Regions from separate parts of the Homo sapiens genome. Here all the other regions are linked to region 3. The links are chromatin contacts, found by Hi-C or POLR2A ChIA-PET in ENCODE. All regions are on one chromosome and are shown on one strand. Each heading gives the region's core, a stretch centred on a gene start or an enhancer-like site at or near the end of the contact. The rest is flanking DNA. Distances are from core to core; before and after follow the strand shown.

The links. Hi-C counts contacts between places; a loop is a spot of excess contacts on that map. ChIA-PET counts read pairs that join two places held with the same protein, here RNA polymerase II (POLR2A). Pooled maps may share reads with other maps.
Region 1: a map of PC-9 shows a loop between it and region 3 (4-fold over the local background). The contact joins the enhancer-like site here to the promoter of LINC01182 in region 3. A Hi-C loop is called at or near these places in 7 of 168 maps with a recorded cell type or tissue (Calu3, IMR-90, MCF 10A and 4 more) and 9 of 50 pooled maps. POLR2A ChIA-PET finds 5 or more read pairs at or near these places in 2 of 52 experiments (AG04449 and PC-9).
Region 2: a map of dorsolateral prefrontal cortex shows a loop between it and region 3 (8-fold over the local background). The contact joins the enhancer-like site here to the promoter of LINC01182 in region 3. A Hi-C loop is called at or near these places in 3 of 168 maps with a recorded cell type or tissue (GM12878, Panc1 and dorsolateral prefrontal cortex), 1 of 37 single-sample maps with no recorded cell type and 5 of 50 pooled maps.

Annotation. Positions count from the first base shown.
Region 1 is chr4:13,890,860-13,894,378 of GRCh38, reverse strand. The region is part of intron 3 of LINC01182 (long intergenic non-protein coding RNA 1182); the gene reads right to left. The region is part of intron 3 of LOC107986182 (a long non-coding RNA gene); the gene reads right to left. Among named protein-coding and RNA genes, the nearest start is that of LINC01085, 220 kb to the left of the region's middle. RefSeq lists an enhancer at 1,383-2,582. Within about 2 kb of position 2,183, at least 5 of the 41 ENCODE cell types and tissues checked have a DNase peak (open chromatin) inside an H3K27ac peak, as active enhancers do; they include IMR-90, PC-3, PC-9 and 1 more, where a contact is called at or near this core.
Region 2 is chr4:13,782,842-13,786,262 of GRCh38, reverse strand. All of the region lies in intron 2 of LINC01182 (long intergenic non-protein coding RNA 1182), which reads right to left. LOC101929048 (a long non-coding RNA gene) reads left to right here. Exons shown (of 5, transcript XR_925415.3): 4 at 570-716. Among named protein-coding and RNA genes, the nearest start is that of LINC01182, 130 kb to the right of the region's middle. Within about 2 kb of position 2,007, at least 2 of the 41 ENCODE cell types and tissues checked have a DNase peak (open chromatin) inside an H3K27ac peak, as active enhancers do; they include dorsolateral prefrontal cortex, where a contact is called at or near this core.
Region 3 is chr4:13,653,122-13,656,594 of GRCh38, reverse strand. It overlaps LINC01182 (long intergenic non-protein coding RNA 1182), which reads right to left and starts at 1,416. Exons shown (of 4, transcript NR_121681.1): 1 at 1,244-1,416. RefSeq lists an enhancer at 1,842-1,891.

The DNA of each region.
Region 1 (3,519 bases), core at 934-3,433, 240 kb before region 3:
CTACAGATTTCAGTTAATAATCATACCAATACTGGCTCATCAGTTTTAAGAATAATGTACTACACTAACGCAAAATGTTAATAGCTACATAAGGATGAGGGAAGGAGAAGATAGTTAATGTGCTCTGGGGTGATCTAGCTGCAACTACTTGTACACATGTTTTGAAATCTTGACAGTTAGAAGCGTGCCCCTGACATTTGAAAGCTGCCAACAATTCTTCTCTTTCTTCCAAGGAGGTGGCTTAGATTCCTCTATGAGGGAAGAGAGAGGCCTTGTTTAGGAAAACACACTTACAGGGCATTTTAATTAGACAAATGTAAAGTAAGAGCCCCTTTTGAAACAGAGAGATCTAAAACAATAAAAATTCAGTTGTGTCTGTAAGATCTGTGACTGGGTGGCCAGACCAGGCCCAGGGTTTAGAGGGAACCTTGGTTATTCTCCCTTAAGGTATCTAGAAAGCCAAGGGCCTGAATCTAGGGTAGGAGAAATGCACTAATTTTGCCTACTCCCTCTACAGGTGCTGTATTAGTCTGTTCTCACACTGCTATGAAGAAATACCTGAGACTGCGTAATTTATAAAGGAAAGAGGTTTAATTGACCCACAGTTCCACATAGCTGGGGAGGCCTCAGGAAACTTACAATCATGGCAGAAGGCAAAGAAGAAGCAGGCACCTTCTTCGCAGGGTGACAGGATGAAGTGAGTGCAAGCAGGAGAAAATGCCAGATGCTTATAAAACCATCAGATCTCATGAGACTCTATCATAAGAACAGCATAGGAGAAACTGCCCCCAGGATCCCATTACCTCCACCTGGTCTTGCCCTTTACACGTGGGAATTATGGGGATTATAATTCAAGATGAGATTTTGCGTGGGGACACAGCCAAACCATACGGGTGCTACTCTGGGCATCACAACTGGAAGACAGGCAAGAGCTGAGGATGCTAGGAGCAACTGTATCTGGTAATACTCATCTGCATTGTCATTCCTTTCTCATTCCACAAGTCTTCAATAGTGTTTTATAAACCACATTATAGAACATTAAAGGACAGACCTGACTTGTGTTTAAGGGAAAGCAATATGAAGAAAATCACAGCTATGAGGAAAGTCAGGCTTGAGGAAGCCAGAAGCAACCTGAAAATAGACTGTTTATTATAATTTATATGTTGAAATCTTTACCCTCCAGGTGATGATAGAATCCTCTCACCCTCTTTCTGCCATGCGAAGACACAGAGAGAAGCAAGCCATCTACAACCTGGAAGAAGACCCTCACCATAACCTGATGATGCTGTCACCCTGATTTGAGACTTCCAGTCCCCAGAATTGTGAGAAATAAGTTTCTGTTGTTTATAAGCCACCCAATTTACAGTACTTTGCTATAGCAACCTGTGTTTGACTAAGTGACAGAGACGATAAGGGCTGTGGGGTTTCTGAAGAGAGAGGGAATGCTCTGTGAGCTGGAGGAAACAGGGCAGATCCTGGCCACACACTGAGAACAAGTAGGATTCAGTTGCTAGTGGGAGAAAGCACTTTCCTGGTAGGAATCAGGGGTGAGCAAATGTGTCAATTTCATAACAAGTAAGTTCCATCTTTAAAGGCTATGTGATATGTTTTTACCAGTCAGTTTGGTAGCAAAGAAATTGTCTCCTTGTACAAATTTTGGAACCAATTTGCCAGCCAGAAGATGACCACATACTCTCTCTCTCTCTCTTTCTCTCTCTCTCTCTCTCTCTCTCTCACACACACACACACACACACACACACACAAACTTTCACAATCTTATGCTGTGTAGGTCTTGCTGTGTAGATGCTGAAAGAATTCCAAAATATGTCTGGCTCACTCTGAAGTTATTTTTCCTTCCCAGGCTTGAACACAAAATTGTGTTTTCATATTTCTTTCAATCCAAGTCCTGCGGATCTGCTTAATAAGATTCAGACTCATTCTTTCTGTCTCAGGAACTGAAGAAAGAGAAGTATCTGGGGTTGGCCCTGCTTGAATTCTCAGCAGACTTCACAATAAAAAAGTTCAAACATTATGGCCTCCAGTCATTTTCTAAAACAAACAAAACCAAAGCAAGCCTGGTAGGCTCTTTGATGACTTATATGACTAAAATCCTCTCTCTCTCATTTTTTCCCTCCCTCCTCCACATACTCTTCAAATGCATGTGAGTCATGCATATGCTTGGAACTCAATTGATGAGTCCCCGCACATCAGTGTGAAATGTCAGTAAGCAAATTAAGCAAAAGTTCTGGCTGGGGAGATAAGTCGAGGTGAAAAGCTGCAGGAGCTGCCTGCTCAGGTCTGGTTTCCTCAGAGGAGGGAGGGCTGGTAGGAGTCCAGGACCAGAGACAAGGCAGTTGTCAAGAACAAGGCTCATGGTCAAAATCAGGACACAGTCAGAGAAGATGCAGGAAGTTGGAGTAAAGCCAAAGCCATCAACCCTCACATGAGGCAAGCGGAGACTCAGTGGAGGAGGAGAATGCATGAGACCCATCCTGGGGTCTCATCTAGCTAAGGCGCCCATCCATACAACCTTCGCCATGTGATTCACTGATACCATATACCCCCAACCTCCTCCTGAGACTCCCCACCATGTCCTGGCCCTAACTAAGAATCAGCTCTTCCCTGGTAACCTGATTCCTTTGCAGTCCTCTCATGTGGAGTCAGCCTGTTCTCAATCTGTCCTTCCATGTTCCTCAGAGTTGCTCTCAGCATGCTGGCCCCCAGCACCAGTCCCAGCTGCCTATGTCAAAGCTTCTCTCCCTCTTGAGTCTCAGGTCCTCCAACTACACGGACCTCCACCCCGCCGCTGCTTTCCCTAACCACCACCTGATTAGTACTCACTCTCATGATAGTCTGATGATGACAGTGGTATCTGGTCCACAGTCTTCCCTTCATCCCATATCACCACCCCAGGTGACATCACGGTCATCTACAGTGGCCAACCTACACCATTTCCAGACTTCTCAGGGTCCTAGCTTCTCATCTCCCCTCTGCATGCAGCACTCACCATTCATCATTCAACAAATAGTTACCAGTACCTACTACTCACTGTGCTCTGAGCATGGTGCTGGGATACCCCTGCCCTCTAGAAGTGCATAGTTTAATGGGAGAGACAGTCACATAGGAGAGGGAAACATAGGAACTCGATCTGGTGGGAAGGATGTGGCAACAGGGCCCCATCCTGCAGAAAGGCAGGATCTACAATGTTGAGATGGTAGATAATCTACCTGGGCTGTATCAGGATCCCATCAGCAGTGGGGGGTAGAACAAGAGGGGTCTAACTCAAGTGGAAGGTAGGGGGAGGCTGGCATGAACTATGTCATGTCTCATAAATCCTTCTACATTAAGTTTTAAATGAGGAAAACCTGATTACCAACCAGAAATCAAGGCAGAAGTTCGATGATAAACATGGGAACTTACTCATCTTTATAGACTGGCATCTAGTGCTATGCTGGATCATGGCAGGAGCTCAGTGAGTGTTTTTCCAACAGAACTCAACCATCATGAACATGATAAGC
Region 2 (3,421 bases), core at 758-3,257, 130 kb before region 3:
GCAAAGGCTGGTGCAGGATGAGAGGGTGGCAGGGACAGGAGAAGACATAGGATACTGTTGGAGCTGACATCTCCTGAAGTCTTACCTTCAAGGGGCACAGCTGCCTCATCAATCTCAAACGGCCCAACTCATCTCACAAAAATGTTTTGGGACCAAAGGCCAAACTAGTAACGATTGTGTGTTTTACTGGGATGTTCCCTGTGTGGATTCAATTATGTCCCCCTCAAAAATATTGATGCCCTAACCCCCAGTGCCTGTGAATGTGACCTGATTTGGAAATAGGGTTTTACCGATGATGAAGCTACAATGAGATCATTAGGGTGTACCCAAATCCAACATGATTGGTGTCCTTATAAAAAGTGAAAAGTTAGACAGTGACGGAGGTGCACACAGGGAGAATGCATGTGAGGATGAAGGCGGAGATAAGGATGATGCATCTATAAGCCAAGAAATGCCAAAGATTGCCAGAAAACTACCAGTAGCTAAGAGAGGAATCTGGAACAGATTCTCACAGCCCTCAAAAGGAACTAACGCTGCTGACACCTTGATTCTCGACTTCCAATCTCCAGAACAGACAGAAAATCTGTGTATGTTGTATAAGCCCTGCAGTGTGTGGTACTTTGCTTCAACAGCCAAAGCAAATGAATACAGCCTCCATGGTAGGCAATGGGACAAGGATTCAGCATTCAGGATCCTACCTGTGTCTTCTTCAGGAGGTATGTAAACCAATATCCCTCTCTCAGCTCCAGTAGTTGTACACAGGGACCTCTTTTCCTTCTCCCCTGCCTCTGCCCCTGGGAGGATGGTTGAAATAATATTATGTTCCTCCTTGTTCCTTATCCCTTAAATTGGGTCAGATCTCCCAGACTCCACCCCGAGGTGTGCCCTGTTCAGAGTGGTACATACCTCAGTGGTTCAAATCCTGAGTTCTGGGGTCAGACAGGCCTGAATCCTTACCTTGGCCCATCTACATTCCAGCCAAATGACTTTGAACAGGTAACTCAACCGCTCTCTACCTCCATTTCCAGAATGGTAGAAACTGTTGCATGGATTTGTTCTGAGGCTGCACAGCCCCGTGTCTGGCTCATAGCTAGTGCTCATTAAATGTTTGTCTAACAAATGTCTCTACAGGCAGTGACTCTTCTGCTCAACCACCTCTGATTCCTTCCCCATGCTCTCATTTCCCCTATCCAAGAGTGTGGCTCAGTCTCTGGTTTTAGGATCTGCTTTTGGAACTTTTTTTTTCTTTGAGACAGAGTCTTGCTCTGTCACCCAGGCTAGAGTGCAGTGACGTGTTCTTGGCTCACTGCAACCTCCACCTCCTGGGTTCAAATGATTCTCCTGCCTCAGCCTCCTGAGTAGCTGGGACTACAAGCATATGCCACCATGCCCAGCTTATTTTTGTATTTTTAGTAGAGGCGGGGTTTCACCATGTGGACCAGGATGGTCTCCATCTCCTGACCTCATGATCTACCCGCCTCAGCCTCCCAAAGTGCTGGGACTACAGGCATGAGCCACCGCGCCCGGCCTGCTTTTGGTACTTTTACGGAGAAAAATCTTTACCCTGTTCCTCTGAGTTTCAGTTTTTTCCTTCCACACTGTTCCTCCCTGCTTTCTCCTTCTCCTGTAGTCCAGCCCCAACCCCAAAAACTCCACCTGCTGGGCCTACCCAGGGTGTCTCTTCCAAAGTCCCAAGAAAGAGATACTGGTAATGCAGATAAACCACTCAAACCTACTCTGCAAAGCTTAATCACCATGGAAAACGCCTTTCAGAATGTTACATAAGTGTTGTCTGTAGAGGTGGACTCTGAAAATGAAAGGGTGAATCGATGCACTAGCTGGTAGGCTTGTAGCAAATAGAATATATAATCAATTTTGCTACTCAAGCTAACGTTCTGAACTTCTGATGCTGGTCAGAACAAAACAAGCCTTGGATCACAGTGTTCCAATTGTCATGCCCTGGCAAGCACAATGCGGAGATGTAATTGTGCACCCGGCATGCTTTGATGGTTTGGAGGCCACACCTCCTTCAAACACACAAGGGGCCTTGTCAGAACAGATAACCGACTGACTCCCACAGACTGTATCTGTATGAGTCACCTTGGGAAAATCAAGACCCCAGCTGCTGAAATGAACAACTTTAAAGCCGAAAGTTTGCTGGAGACAATTTTGTGCACAGCAGAGAGAATTTCTCCTGGCTTCAGCTCTGCTCATGCAGAGCAACAAGCCAGTGCCTAGCATAAGCCTGCCTGCAATGGTGGTTCCCAGCTGGGGTCACTCTGCCCCCAACCCCAGGGACATTAAGAAATGTCTGGAAACGTGTTTGTTTGTCACAAACAGGGAAGGAAGTGTTACTGGCGTCTCGTGGGTAGAGGCCAGTGATGCTGCTAACAGTCCCATAATGCACAGAATAGCCCTGCAGAACAAAGAATTATCCAGCCTAAAATGTTGATACTTCTGCAGTCAAGTAACTCTAACCTATTAGGAAGAACCAGCATTCTTTCCCTGACTGGTGGGAGGCATAGTGCTCCTCTCTATCCATAAACTGGCCCCAGTTCGGTTTTGGGCAAGATACTTCATTCTCTGTGCTTCCTTTTCCTCATCTGTAGAATGGGGATAATATAATAATAAAATTTATCTTGCAGAGTTGGTTAAGGACTACATGAACTACAAGTAATAATGCGTATAAAGTGTTTTATAAGTACCTAGCAGTTAAGAAGCAATGTTAACTATGATTTTGCTTAATCACTCCTTTATTTTATTTATTGTTATTTTGTAGGGGACTCCTGGTTTTTGCCTTTCCCTGACTAAGATGGCCTCCTCCCTTTCACTGTTTCACCTGTGATCATTCTCCTCTTCCCGCAAAGTTTGATTTAAACATCATTTCCTCCAATTACCCTCAGACCTGCAAGTAGGGGTCACTCAGTCCTGCTGTGAGCTCCTGGCATATCGTTTACTGCTGGGTCACCTAAGTACCTAGTTGGTCTGCCAGCTCCTAAATGGCAGAGACCACATCTTAACACCTGTGTGCTCTCATTAAGGCCACAATGAACATTTCTTAAATTAAACCTCATTCTGCCTTTATCTTAGGTCTCCTGCCTGTCTGAAAGTGTTTGCTATATGCATAATGATCTCTCCAGCATGCTAAGGTCATCTGCAGCAGCAAATGTCTCTTAAGGGTTGATTATGGGTCCAAGGATCTGAAAGATTTTCTATGTGATGGAATTAGGGGGTTTGAATTCCAATGTAGATACTCTGGTGAGGAGGAATAAAGATCCTTCCCCTCATTTAGACCCAAGAGACAGAAATACTACCACCAGTTGGTGATCACTGAGGATCCGTATTTGTTAGGCATTGTATGAACCTTCTCCATGAACTATCTTCTTGGTGTCTCAAAACAATCTTTTGAAAGAGGTACCAA
Region 3 (3,473 bases), core at 167-2,666:
CAGCCTATTCCGAGGGTTTGCAAAGGATTCACTATGTGCAGGCAGCTGAATTTTATGGAATGCATTTTCCTATCCTAAGTTACCTTCAAAGGTCATAAAAAATGATCTTAGGACATTATTACAATGATGATGCTTTCCACTGGGCATGTTGTTATTTGTTTCTTGAACAGGAAATATATTAGCGTAACTTTTAAATTAAAATGATATAAAAGTTATAATTGAAAAGTCTTGTTTCTGACTGCCTTACGTATACCTAGCTACTTTTATTAGCTTTTCATATAAATATAAGTAAATGTGACTAATGTAGTCTTCTTTTTTTCCTTCTTACACAATAATTAGCTGTTTGACACTCTTCCGGATATTGTTTTTGTCACTTAACAACATAACTTGGTGATCCTCCCAGAGCCGAAAAGCTCTCCCAGATATGTTTCAGGGCAGCGTAACCTTCCTTGTTCTTCCTTCACTGAGCATGTTATATGTGGAAAGAACACATCCCCACTTGGGGAAACCAGATAAATTGTTTAAATTATTGCAAATGTGAATGATTTTAATGTAGAAATAACCTTTTTCATTCCACATTAATCACAAATACTGTTCACAACCCTTCGTAATAAACTTGTCTCCTGCTTATTTTTTTTTTTCTGGTATTCCTTGTGATTAGAATCTCTCGCCTTGGTATCCGCTGTGTTCAAGAGCAGAACAGAGCTTTGAACTTTACAGGCTAGTGCTCAGAATTAAAAGTGCTTAATGCCACCAAGATTTCTATTAAAAAACCCAGGGTAAAGGAAAAAGCCTTTTGCTTCAGCTGAAATGTTCTTGTAAAGGGCAAAATGGAAAATACAAACACCACTGCCGTTTGCTGGTTGGATACCACAGCCATCGGCACCTCCTGGAAATGGCAAGCCCATGAGTTCCTGATGGAAGCCAAGGTTAGTCTTATTGCATTTGAGAGAGTTAGAAAAGTGTCTTTCAGTGTGGACAGAGAGCCAGCAAGATTGTGAAGGTCAAAGAAAAATCCAATTATCCATAGCAAACACTGACCATACAATTAAATTACACCAGTCAGGAAAGCATCTGATCTTCTGCAACGGACTTCTTCCAGCAAATTTACCCTTGAATCAGTCTGGGCCATTCATTGGCAGCCAGCTGATCAGTTTCCTTCTGCTGCCCTGCATCCTGCAACATGTCTGTAGCAGATGTATCACTGCCCACCTACATCCCCTTGGCCCACCCCAGAGGTCACCTGCAGCTGCAGTGGTCAACTCCCAAGCACGCAGACATCTCAGCATCAAGAACCTGCTTCTCTCTGCCCAAGGGCTTTTTCTGGCCATAGAAGTATCCCCTGCACAGTCCAGATATGCAGGCTGGACAGAAGTTCCAGGGAGCTACCATTCCCAAGAGCAAGCCTCAAGCAATGCCTGGGAGATAAACACCCAGCTCCCTTGCTTGCCCCTTGCCTTGCTGGGGCAATGCCAAAGTGTGTGGTGCCCATACTCTCAGAGGGACACCAGTGCGACTGAGCCCCAGGTGGGACCTACTCATTAACATGCTGTTTATTGGCTTTTCTCTCTTCCCTACTGTCTCATCATTTTTCTGGGATTGACTCCTGTGAGAGCCTTGATCCAGTCAAGAGACAGAAACTACACAGTAAGTTCAACAGGACAAGTGTAACACAGAGTCATTAACTACAATGAAGAGTATAGATATAAGGAAACTCTACAAAGCAACCTAGAGCTACGAGGGAGAACTTAGGAAAAGACGAACTTGAGAAGGATTCAGACCTCTTGGGAAACGGTGAGGTTCAGCCCACGAGACAGCAGAGAAGTTAGCTGCTTTGGCTAGGCTGGAGCCGGCCTGGAATTGCTGGGAACCTCCAGGTGCAGCCAGCCTCCGTTGTGCACGCAGGGGGCGCCAATCAGCAACTGATGGTGAGGGATGGAGCCCGGGAGCTGGCGGGGGCTGCAGGAGGCTGCAGAAGGAGCGGAGCGGCTACTCAACGCCTGACCCTGCCAGCTAAGTGCAGCTGCACACAGGCCGAGCAGAAGCTTGCAAAGGGAGGCTGAGTCCCGGACCCAAGTGTAGCAAGCAGGGAAAGGGAGGGTAGGGCACCGGTAAGGGCAGGAGCCCTTCGGAGGCTCACTCTGTGCTGGGGAGCTCTGCTTTCCATGTCAAGAAGCCTGCACAAAAATTATCACCAAGCCGGGGCTGCAAAGTCACAGAAGGACCAGTTCCACCCGCTGTCCTCGTCCACCCACACTACTGAGCCGCGGTCCCCGCACAACCGGCGGAAACCCTCCTCCAGCTGCGGTGTCCTCCGGCGCCCTCTACTGAGGAAGCCTAGCATCGCGCGCACTTAAAGGAGACGGGCTCAAAGGCACGCCTTCGTTAGTCCCAGAGCATAAATTAATAAAGGGTCCATTCAGAGCTGAGAGGCACAAAAAAAAATTTTTTAAAAAGATAAATACACCTCCAAAGTCCCACTTGCACTCAAACCCTTGTCTCAGGATCTGCTTTTGAAAGAACCCAAATCACGACAATGTCAGACAGAGATGTGATTTTTGTTGACAAAAAGAGTCAGACTCTAAAATATTTAAAGAGATTTATTCTGAGCCAAATATGAGTCACTAATGGCCCATGACATAACCTTCAGGAGATCCTGAGAACATGACCCCAAGGTGATTGGGGCGTCACCTAGATGTATACATTTTAGGGAGACGTGAGACTTCAATTAAATACATTTAAGACATACATTGTTTCAGTCCAGAAAAGGGAAAGTGGGGAGGTCTGCTTCCAGTTGTAGGTAGATTTAAAATTTGTCTGATTTGTCAATTGGTTGAAAGAGTTACTATCTCTAGAAAGAAATGTCTCGGTTACAATAAGAAGTTGTGGAAACCAAGGTTTTATCACGCAGATGAAGCCTCCAGGTAGCAGGCTTCAGAGAGAATAGAATGTAAATGTTTCTTATCAGACTTAAGGTCTGTGTTGATGTTAAATGCTGGCCACGTTTCCTGAATTCCTAAAGAGAGTAGGGTATAACGAGACATGTCTGACACCCCTTCCCGTCATGGCCTGAACCAGTTTTTCAGGTTAACTTTGGAGTGCCCTGGCCAAGAAGGGGTCCATTCAGATGCTTGGAGGGGCTCTAGAATTTTATTTTTTGTTAATATTTTAATCTTGGCTCTGTATGACCTCAAGAAAGGGTTTTATCAGCTTAGAGTCTCCACTTTCTCATCTGCAAGATGGAGGTGATAATAAACAGTCCACCTCACAGGGACTATTCTTGAGAGAATGAAACAAAATAGACCACCTGCTATGCACTTGGTACAAAATAAGTGCTCAAAATAAGTGCTCAATATCACCTCCCTTCCTCCTTTTCAAACCAAATCAAAGCCCCAAAGTTTCTTCTTCCTTTCTTTAAGTAAGAGTCAAGGTATGAGAATGCTCCAAGCTACTCTGCTCAAGACATTTTTCCC